2 separate regions of the Mus musculus genome follow, and region 2 is linked to region 1. Evidence: chromatin loops called from intact Hi-C (ENCODE). Cell type or tissue: heart. All regions are shown on one strand.

The links. Peaks named below come from ENCODE experiments on the same cell type or tissue, not always from the same donor. Only the 100,000 strongest peaks of a DNase experiment are listed, where the experiment ranks them.
Region 2: a loop joins it to region 1, with 6 times the contacts of the local background. A loop is called at or near these places in 1 of 42 quality-filtered maps.

The regions. Positions count from the first base shown.
Region 1 is chr15:97,244,518-97,249,517 of GRCm38, reverse strand. Amigo2 (adhesion molecule with Ig like domain 2) reads left to right here and starts at 2,231. Exons shown (of 2, transcript NM_001164602.1): 1 at 2,231-2,545; 2 at 2,921-5,000. The coding sequence starts at 2,979. The coding sequence ends at 4,538. Pced1b (PC-esterase domain containing 1B) reads right to left here and starts at 2,411. Exons shown (of 6, transcript NM_172293.4): 1 at 2,354-2,411. In heart, CTCF peaks have their summits at 1,490 and 2,461; DNase peaks (open chromatin) are centred at 1,047, 2,097 and 3,097; H3K4me3 peaks cover 3,119 bases; H3K27ac peaks cover 2,065 bases; H3K27me3 peaks cover 1,866 bases.
Region 2 is chr15:97,961,941-97,966,940 of GRCm38, reverse strand. It overlaps Tmem106c (transmembrane protein 106C), which reads right to left and starts at 2,712. Exons shown (of 8, transcript NM_001252153.1): 1 at 2,606-2,712; 2 at 1,911-2,101; 3 at 631-694; 4 at 1-4. The coding sequence starts at 2,091. In heart, CTCF peaks have their summits at 2,622, 2,835 (motif pointing right) and 3,504; a DNase peak (open chromatin) is centred at 2,780; H3K4me3 peaks cover 1,833 bases; H3K27ac peaks cover 1,671 bases.

The DNA.
Region 1 (5,000 bases):
ATATTAGGGTGTGACGCTTCGAGGAGGTGGGGTCTATGTCGAGCCATTGATTCATGGAGGCTCACCCATGGACAGGATTAATGAAGGTCTCAAGGGACCACTGGTGCTAAAGTTGTTACACAAATAACAAATGTGGGTCCTGAACCTCTCTGGCACGCTGTGCCTCTATGTTGCTCCCTGACTTACTCTTCAACCATCCACCCTGCTGTGAGTACCCTGTGGGTTCTCCTCTAGAGGCAGGACTGAGCAAGAGGTATGACCTTGGACAGCCAATCTCTATAATTGTGGGTTCAATTTCATTTGAGAAAGGCGCCCCATTTAGGTATTTTGTTATAGCAACCGAACATTGACTAACATGGTGGAGATCCATGAGGTGATAAAGGTTATCAAATAAATAAACCTGAAAAAAAAACATTACCTTCCGCAAAGTAAGGCCATACCTTTTGCTATTACTGAAGTCAGCTTTCTTGTCTCCAGGCTAGTAAACACACACCTTTCATGCCTCTCTTGCCTTTGACATGCATGGGAGTCCAGAGAGCTGGTCTTATATAGACCTGCCCCCTGCGAGTTTGTGTACAGCTGGTTTATGCTGTGGGGTGATGGCAAGATACTTCTGAGAGTTGCCTGCAGGTATAGCATAACTTCCACTCTCCACTTCTTAAAAAAAAAAAAAACCACCCATTTTAGATCATTTTGTGATAAGCACGGGTTAACCAGCTTCCCAATTTCCTTCCATTTAGGACTGCAAAACCCAGTCACTTACTGGTCATTTAAATAACATTCCTTTGATTACCTGACTCCATTTCCAGGTGACCGCTCAGCTTTGTGACTTTGAGCCTTAAACCCGAGGTTTTCTTGGGGGAAGCCCGGGGGTTGGGGGTGTGCGTGTGGTCTGATAGGAATCTTAAACCTATTTCTCTGGGGAAATGAAGAATGCACCCCTGGAGCACACTAGGCTGGATGCTTGTGGTTTTAAAAGTCAATCTTTAGTGAAAGTGAAACTAACAGGAACCAAGTTGCCCTCCCTTGAAAACCCTGAATCGCTGAGCTCTCCCGGAACCAGTCCACATTAACGCAACACACAGGTCCATCAGATCCATGCCAAAAACTCACTCAGGAAGTTTTCCGATAAATTTAAGGATGCCGTGGGGGGGGGGGGGGATCATTTTGGTTTTTAAAGTTGTATTCATGTGCTCTGCCCTCACTGTCTCCCCAATTTTGTCTACCTTTCATTGGCTCCCTAAGCCCTTCTACTGTGGCTAGCATGGTTTTTTAGGGACAGTAATTTATTTCTTTTAATCCGTACACAACGGCCAAATGGATCACTTGGCTCAGTCAAATCCCATCGTTTAAGCCTTTAAACAAGAATGGATTTGTAATCGAAAAGCCCACCAGCTTCAAGCTCTCTCCCTCATTTTCACATGGCCTTGTTCAGCTTGTGCCTTCCGAGAATGCTAGCTCAGTCTACTGGAGCCCTGGTGGCTGTAGGGCCTCTAGGGGACAAGTCCTTCTGCGTAGCCACCCCTACCGAATTAATCCTAGTCCTGAAGCCGCCAGCGCGACTCTGGATTTTTTTTGTTTTTGTTTTTTTTGTTTATTTTTTTTAAAGGCTAATGCCCTTATCTGTGCATTCCAACCGGAAGCCTTCTTTCCTGCCCCTTTGCTTCTAGAGCTGGGCCCGGTGCCTCGGGCCGCCGTCTCCGAGTTAGGAAAAGGGCTCGAACTTTCCCAGGGAACCGGGGGGCGTCCCCGCGGCGCCTCCGCACCCCCTCCCCCCGCAAAGCCCCGGTGGTGCCCGAGGGAACGCGCCGCGGCCCTCGCTCCTGTCCTCCTCCTCCTCCTCCAAACCCGGGCGGGGACCCCAGCAAGCACCCGGTGCACAGCGCCCGCCAGGCCCCTCGCCCCAGCCCCTAAAGCCAGGCTCCGAGATCGGGGTGGGGTGCCACCTGCGGGCCACCGCCCGCGGGCTCCGGCGCGCGGCACCCCGGCACCCTGGGCGGCTCCCTACCGGGCTGGGCGGCTCCCCCGCGGGCGCGGGGCGAGGGGCGCGGGGCCTGGGGGTGCAGAGTCGCAGGCCTCGCTGCGGTCCCACCCGGCCGAGAGGCGGCGCGGAGCCCGCACGGGGCCGCCTCTGCGATTGGCTGCGCCCCCCCTCCCCTGCTCCGCCCGCCGCGGCGCCCGAGGAGCGAGGACGCGGGGACCCGCCTCCCGCCCGCTCCCGACCCCGGGCGCACGGGATAAAAGGCGGGCGGCGGGCGCGGGAGCCCGGGCCCTGCAGCCTGCGAGCGCCACCGGCGGGCCGGCTTCCCCCGCCGCCCACCCCGCTCCCGGCGCGGCCGAGCTCCGGCGGTACCTGCAGCCGAGCGAGAGAGCCGGGGAGCCCGCGCCGCTGCCTCGAAACTCGCCAAAGTTGAGAGGCTGCCGCCCACCGGGAGCTGGAGGGAAGGTGCGAGCGCGCGGGGCGCAAACCGGCAGGCGGACGCGCGGACCTTCCGAGCGCACCGCCGTCGGCGGCCTCTCCGAGCCGCTGCGGCTTCCCAGCGCTGTGAGTGGTCGGCTAGACCGACGGCTGGCTAAGTATTTCCGTTCAATTGTTTATGGGATGCGATTGTGTGTTTTTGTGTGTGTCGGTGGAGGGAGTTAAGGCAGAATGCATCCTTTAGAAACAAAAACACACAAAAAAGCCTGAGTTTCTCATGCTGAGACTGTCGCATTGAGAGAAGGTACCTGGAAATCTCACTGAGTTGGAGTAATCTAGGAAAAATGCATATAACAGGTTCTTTATTAAAAAGCCACCCCTGTTGGAGATGGAACCCATTTCAAAAGTTAATTGGAATGAAAGCAATTACGGAATAACTCTAACGGGTTAACTAGTGGCAGTTAACTTGTACTTTTCTCCCGTTTTAAATGTTGTTACCAGATTGGTGGGAGACTGAGCTGATGAGAAGCGACTGGCAAGAGACTCAGAGGCGACCATAATGTCGTTAAGGTTCCACACACTGCCCACCCTGCCTAGAGCTGTCAAACCGGGTTGCAGAGAGCTGCTGTGTCTGTTGGTGATCGCAGTGATGGTGAGCCCCAGCGCCTCAGGAATGTGCCCCACTGCTTGCATCTGTGCCACCGACATTGTCAGCTGCACCAACAAAAACCTATCTAAGGTGCCCGGGAACCTTTTCAGACTGATTAAAAGACTGGATCTGAGCTATAACAGAATCGGACTGTTGGATGCCGACTGGATCCCGGTGTCGTTTGTCAAGCTGAGCACCTTAATTCTTCGCCACAACAACATCACCAGCATCTCCACGGGCAGTTTCTCCACAACCCCAAATTTAAAGTGTCTGGACTTATCATCCAATAGGCTGAAGTCGGTAAAGAGTGCCACATTCCAAGAGCTGAAGGCTCTGGAAGTACTGCTGCTGTACAACAACCACATTTCCTATCTGGACCCCGCAGCGTTCGGGGGGCTTTCCCACTTGCAGAAACTCTATCTGAGTGGGAACTTTCTCACACAGTTCCCTATGGATTTGTATACTGGGAGGTTCAAGCTGGCTGATCTGACATTTTTAGATGTTTCCTATAATCGAATCCCTTCCATACCGATGCACCATATAAACTTAGTGCCGGGGAGACAGCTGAGAGGCATCTACCTTCACGGGAACCCATTTGTATGTGACTGTTCTCTGTACTCGTTGCTGATCTTTTGGTACCGTAGGCACTTTAGCTCCGTGATGGATTTTAAGAATGACTATACCTGTCGCCTGTGGTCTGACTCCAGGCACTCCCACCAGCTGCAGCTGCTCCAGGAGAGCTTTCTGAACTGTTCTTACAGCGTTATCAACGGCTCCTTCCACGCACTTGGCTTTATCCACGAGGCTCAGGTTGGGGAGAGGGCGATCGTCCACTGTGACAGCAAGACTGGCAATGGAAATACTGATTTCATCTGGGTCGGTCCCGATAACAGGCTGCTGGAGCCAGATAAAGACATGGGGAACTTTCGTGTGTTTTACAACGGAAGTCTGGTCATAGAGAACCCTGGCTTTGAGGACGCCGGGGTATATTCTTGTATCGCAATGAACAGGCAGCGGCTGTTAAACGAGACGGTGGATATCATGATCAACGTGAGCAATTTCACCATAAACAGATCCCACGCCCACGAGGCGTTTAACACGGCCTTTACCACCCTGGCTGCCTGCGTGGCCAGTATAGTTCTAGTGCTACTGTATCTGTACCTGACGCCGTGCCCATGCAAATGCAAAGCCAAGAGACAGAAAAACACGCTGAGCCAAAGCAGTGCCCACTCGTCCATTCTCAGTCCTGGCCCCACTGGCGATGCCTCTGCTGACGATCGGAAGGCAGGTAAAAGAGTCGTGTTTCTGGAGCCCCTGAAGGACACGGCGGCCGGACAGAATGGCAAAGTCAAGCTTTTCCCCAGTGAGACCGTTATAGCCGAGGGCATCTTAAAGTCCACCAGGGCAAAGTCTGACTCAGACTCAGTCAATTCCGTGTTCTCAGACACACCCTTTGTGGCATCCACTTAGCTGGGTGCCTGTGTTCGTCTGGTGTCGTGATTTAAAGTCTCCCTGCTTTAACTTTGGTCCGAAGAATTAATAGCAGGACGGGGTGAAAACCCTATTTTGTCTTTTGAGATGAAACCAAATGGTGTCTTTTTAAGATGGTTGCTAGGAAGTGAGGCAGAGCACACTGGTTGCTTCTTGGACTGGGTCAGGAGACGGTTGAGTTTGAGAGTTTTGAGTAACAGCATCTTAGCCTTCAGCATCGCCGAGGATTTCAAAGCTGCCTTGAAGGCAGTAGGACCAGCCATTATCTCTTTATTTGGTTATCTTGAAGGAAAAATGGAGCTATGTGTTAGCATTCTTTAAAAATAGACTCTTTTTGACTTACTAGAACCAAAGTTGAGCTGAGCTTTTTTTTTTCTTTTAAAGAAAAACATTAGTGGCTTCTTTCCCTTTTAAAAGATATAGAAGGAAGAATTGGCTATT
Region 2 (5,000 bases), 720 kb before region 1:
TTTTCTGCAAACGACAGCACAGGGTCACCGTGGTCGGTCAGATACCAGATACGGGAGCCTAAATGGTCCTGATTGACACAATACTGATGCAGTGAAAGGAAGCGAACAGAATCAGGAAGCACAGACTGGGCACAGAGCAATGGGGCAAGAAAAGGCCCTTCAGCCCTTCTGAGCACCATTCGCCCTCCAAAGAGAAACCGGTGCTTTTATCTCCTAAACACCGCTCATCTCCCAGGACGGCCTCTTTCCCCAACCCCTTCCTTTCAGTTGACCCTTAAGATGTTTCTAGCTTCACATTTCTTTGCCCAGACTGTAACACGAGACAGAGACATTTCACTTAAGCAAAAGTTCTAGGGGAAATGGGGAGGACTAGGCTATCGTTCAGTGGAAGAGTGCTTGTCTAGTAAGTGAGAGGGCCTGGGTTCAAGCCTTAGTATCACAATAAATAAATAAATAAATAAATAAATAAATAAATAATGAGGTAATAATCATAAATTAGTGGATAAAGAAAATAAGGAAACAGGGCAGATATAAGAACAGACATCTTTCTCAAAGATTACTTGGTGTTCTTTCATAGAGAGGAGTTGGGAACAGAAGAAGGTATTGGCAGATGAGAGCCAGCCAACTCACGTTCTCTGAGGACGCAGCCTCTGGTCACTGTGGGGGATCAAAGCCACCAACTCATTGACTTGCTCTAGAAAAGCAGCAAACACAGACTCATTCTGTAAACCCCAGGTATGAGTGGCCCTTCCTCTTCTTGTCACATTTCGCCGTCAACTGGCACAGCTGAGATTCAGCTGGGCTTAGACACTAAAACGTACACTTTTGGTTGGATGAAGGAACGGGTAAATGTAGAGACAGGATAAGAAAAGCTGGAGGGGAAGAAACAGATTAGCCTAAGGAGAACGCCACAAACTGTAAAACTTCTACCAGCACCGTAGGGCTGCGGCACTGAGGCTGGGGGGCTCTTGCCTTCGCTGTCTTTGACGAAGTCTCGGAACATCTCAAAGCCATTGTCACTTTTCACTTGGAGCTTTGTGTGGTTTGTAAGGTTCTTAAAAGCTCTAATCTCTGTGACTCCCCCAACACCTAGGGTCAACTTAGTGGCAGCTGTTGCTACAGATAATCCAGGCCCCACTCCTGAGCCGACTGTCACTCCCCACCCCCTGGTATTCTGCTGACCCCTGGCTACTGCTCATGGTGCCTTTGTTTGTAAAGGATCTGCTAGAATATCTCCTTCACAATGCTGTGGCCATCCTTATGAGCAAGAACGATAGAGAAACATCCTTGTCAACAGATCCCACAGCAGAGAAATAAACATTCCAAACCAGAGAGGGGCTGGGAACCCGGAGTGGCCTAGGAAGATGTCTCAGTGGATACAGACGGGATTAGGTCGGCCCACGGGGCGTGTCTGTGAGTGATTTTCTTAACTGGGTTTACTGAAATGTGAAGACCCTCCCTAAATGTGGGTGGCACCCATTTCATAGGCTGTATCTCTGAATGAATAGGGAAGGGGAAACCAGGTACGAGCACTCCTCGCTCGCTGTTTGCTGTGACTATAAGGTGACATAAGCGATTTCAAATTGCTGCTGTTGTATAACTTGTCCTCAGTGATGGAGCTGTGACCTGGAGCTGTGAATCAGAATAAACCTTCATCCCCTAAATTGCCATTGTCAGAGTATTTTATCAGAGCAACCAGAAAAGAAACTAAGGCATTAATAAAGGAGTAGAAATGAAGAAGAGAAAGGGTTCCGAGTGTAAGATTTAAAAAAAACAAAAAACAAAAAACCTGGAGTCTGTCCATTTATCAGGGCAGCGGAGCTGGCTACAATTCAGGGCGGGCTATGACTATGGAGGGCTGGCTGGAGCAGATGCCAGAGTGCTTTCCGTGTGATGGCCGATGGTCTCACCTGCTGGGATGTAGCCTGCTCCTTGGCAGGTGTGACAGGTGATGCTATTTCTCCCAGTGAACTCCACATAGGGGAACTGAGCGATGGCTTCCTCCTGATCTCTATCAGCCAGCAAGTCCTCCGGGTTGTCATCCTTCTTTCGCTGACAAAATGTGAGGGCAGAGGAGTGCTGAGACCCCATGTGTCATCTCCTATATGGGGAGGGGGGTGGTGAGCGCGTGTTAGTGTCCATGTGGGGCCGCTCTAGAGGTAAAAAAAAATCACTTCTGCATAAAGTGCAAAATACTGAGCAAGAGGCTGTTGTTCTAAGTGTGTGCCTGTGTGCGCAACACTGGCAGTTCCTACTGCGGCCTTCCTTTTGCAGCAGTGTCCCGTGTCGTGTCTGGCCTCCCCTCCCCCTGGAATAGGACGGCCCTCGCTGGATTAGGCTCTCTGCCCGGAAGACCCCATCTCCCCTCCTGCTCCCCCACCCCACCCCGCCGCTTCCTCCCCTCTGTTTGCAAACTCAAAAGGCAAACAGGCTGCACCTCGGGCACACAAACAACAGGCACCAGATTAATTAAAGGCCTCAGCGATCCCCATTCTCCTCCACTCCCAGCCGAGGAGGCGGGCTCAGGTCACGCCCCCGCACAAAAAAAGCCACGTTCCGAACGCGTTCAGGCCTCCGAGGCTCGGGAACGCGGGCGCCCCCGGACCTGTGGCGCACCAACTGCTGGCAGTTACTCCCGGGACCACTCCTCCCTCCACCTGCCCGCTCCAGCGAGTCCTCGGCGCGCCTCCGCCCGTGCGCACGCGCAGAACCGCAAGCCCGCCCGAGGACCCGGGCGAGCGCGAGCGCCTGCGCCTGCGCCCTGAGCTCCAGCGCGTCCCTCCTGCCGCGCAGCGGCAGCGCACCTACCCACCGGTAGGGGGCGACAGAGAACCGCGGAGGTGCTCGGAGACAGAACGTCGCTCCTCTATACCCCCAGATCTGAGCTTCCGGATCAGAGCGCTTCTGTGTGAGAGGAGGACGGCCAAAGCCATTCTCTCCGCACAGGGACACGGGGCATAAAGAAACCCAAAACCCAGAACCTGTACTAGGTCCCGGCAGAGGATCTGAATGCCTAAAGAGCTTATGGAGAACCACTGTGACAAGGGGCCTGATTGGAGGCAACTTCCATCGGAGTCCTGCTGGCTAGTCAAAAGAATGAAACCCAAAGCTAAGTTTTGCAAGGTGATCCTATTTCAGGACCACTATCCACAAAAAACGTGGGATGGGCATAAAGGGTTTGAGAGCTCCTCCGAAAGCTAAAGTGCCACAGAAGCGAAATGAAACTGGCGAAGAGGGCTAAAGAGCCCTGTGTGATGGTGCACGGGGCTTCCAGCATCTGAGAGACAGCAGGATCGCCACAAATTCAAATTAGCCTAGAACGTGAGTTTGAGGCCAGCCAGCAAAGTGAGACCCTGTTTTAAGAACAGCAAGAGAAGATTTATTTTATTTAAATGACGACCCTGTAGCCGTCTTCAGACACTCCAGAAGAGGGCATCAGATCTCATTACAGACGGTTGTGAGCCGCCATGTGGTTGCTTGGAATTGAACTGAGGACCTCTGGAAGAGCAGTTAATGATCTTAACAGCTGAGCCATCCCTCCAGCCCTACTTCTATGTCTCTTACTTAAATAAATCTGATGATATTGGGAGAAATAAAGGCTAAGCTAAAAACATATTGTTTGGTTGCAGTTAATGAACTCTGGTGATACTGTTCTGCCCAGTTTGGGGGAAGGTTGTAGATTTTTTTCTAGTAAAAATTCTGTGTCTCCTTAAAGTAGATAGAGACTCAGCTGATCCTCTCACTCTTCCTGTCTGGACTGTGAGCTTGGTATTAGAGATTAAAGTAGCTGTGTTGTGACCAAGAGGCCATGAGGAACTCTGGACAGAAGGATAAAAGAAATCAGGTCCCTGATAGAATTCTGATCTTCCTAGATTTCATGTTCTCACAGTGGGACACAATCCTAATAAATATAGACACAGCGCAAATAAAGAGGAAAGCTTGGTCTGTTAGTTGGTCTTGGTTTTGGAGTTTTTGTTTGGATGGTTTGATTTGGTTGTTTTTTGTTTATTTGTTTTTTTCATAATTTTTTGTATTATTTAAATGCACTTTATACATCAAACATATTAATATTATGGAGTATTTTGAGAATCAAATAATACATAAAATTTTGTTCAACTTTTATATTCATATCCTAAAAATATCATTAATGAATATTTAATACTATCCATAACTGAGGATCCTATATCTAACATTGAATACTAAATTGTTTCAAAACATACAAAATATTCTATTGTAATTAAGCATAGTAAAAGAGCATAAAATATTAAAAATGAATCATTAAGGAATATATTCAAAAGCCCTTATATGATAGCACCTGACATAGTGAGAGAGTATTTAAAATGCATTATATATCTGTGAACATTGTCTAACAATCAGTTTACTTTAAAAAGATTATCAGTGTTTCTAAGAGAGAAATTACTTTATCAGTAAGTATATTTTAAAAATTTCAAAATAGCAAAAACTTTTTGAAGTGAAACATTAAGAAAATGCTAAGTTCTAGCATAGAGAGAAAAATTATCAATAATATTTCCATGATGTTTGTAGAACATGATTTTACTATTTTCAACTGTTAATATTCAACAAACTGTAATTATTTTAAGATATACTTTGTTATGTCTCCCTTTTCATTTCTGATTTTATTAATTTGGATACTTTCTCTTTGCCCTCTGGTTAGTCTGGTTAAGGAAGGGTTTACGTATCTTTTTGATTTTCTTAAAGAACCAGCTGATGGTTTTGTTGATTCTTTGTATGGTTCTTTTTGTTTCTATTTGTTTGATTTCAGTCCTGAGTTTGATTATTTCCTGCCGTCTACTCCTTTTGGGTGAATTTGCTTGTTTTTGTTCTAGAGCTTTCAGGTGTGCTGCCAAGCTGCTAGTGTAAGCTCTCTCCAGTTTTCTTTTAGAGGCACTTAGAACTATGAATTTTCCTCTTACCACTGCTTTCTTTACATAAGTTTACATAAGTGTTACATAAGTTTTGGTATGATGTGTCTTCATTTT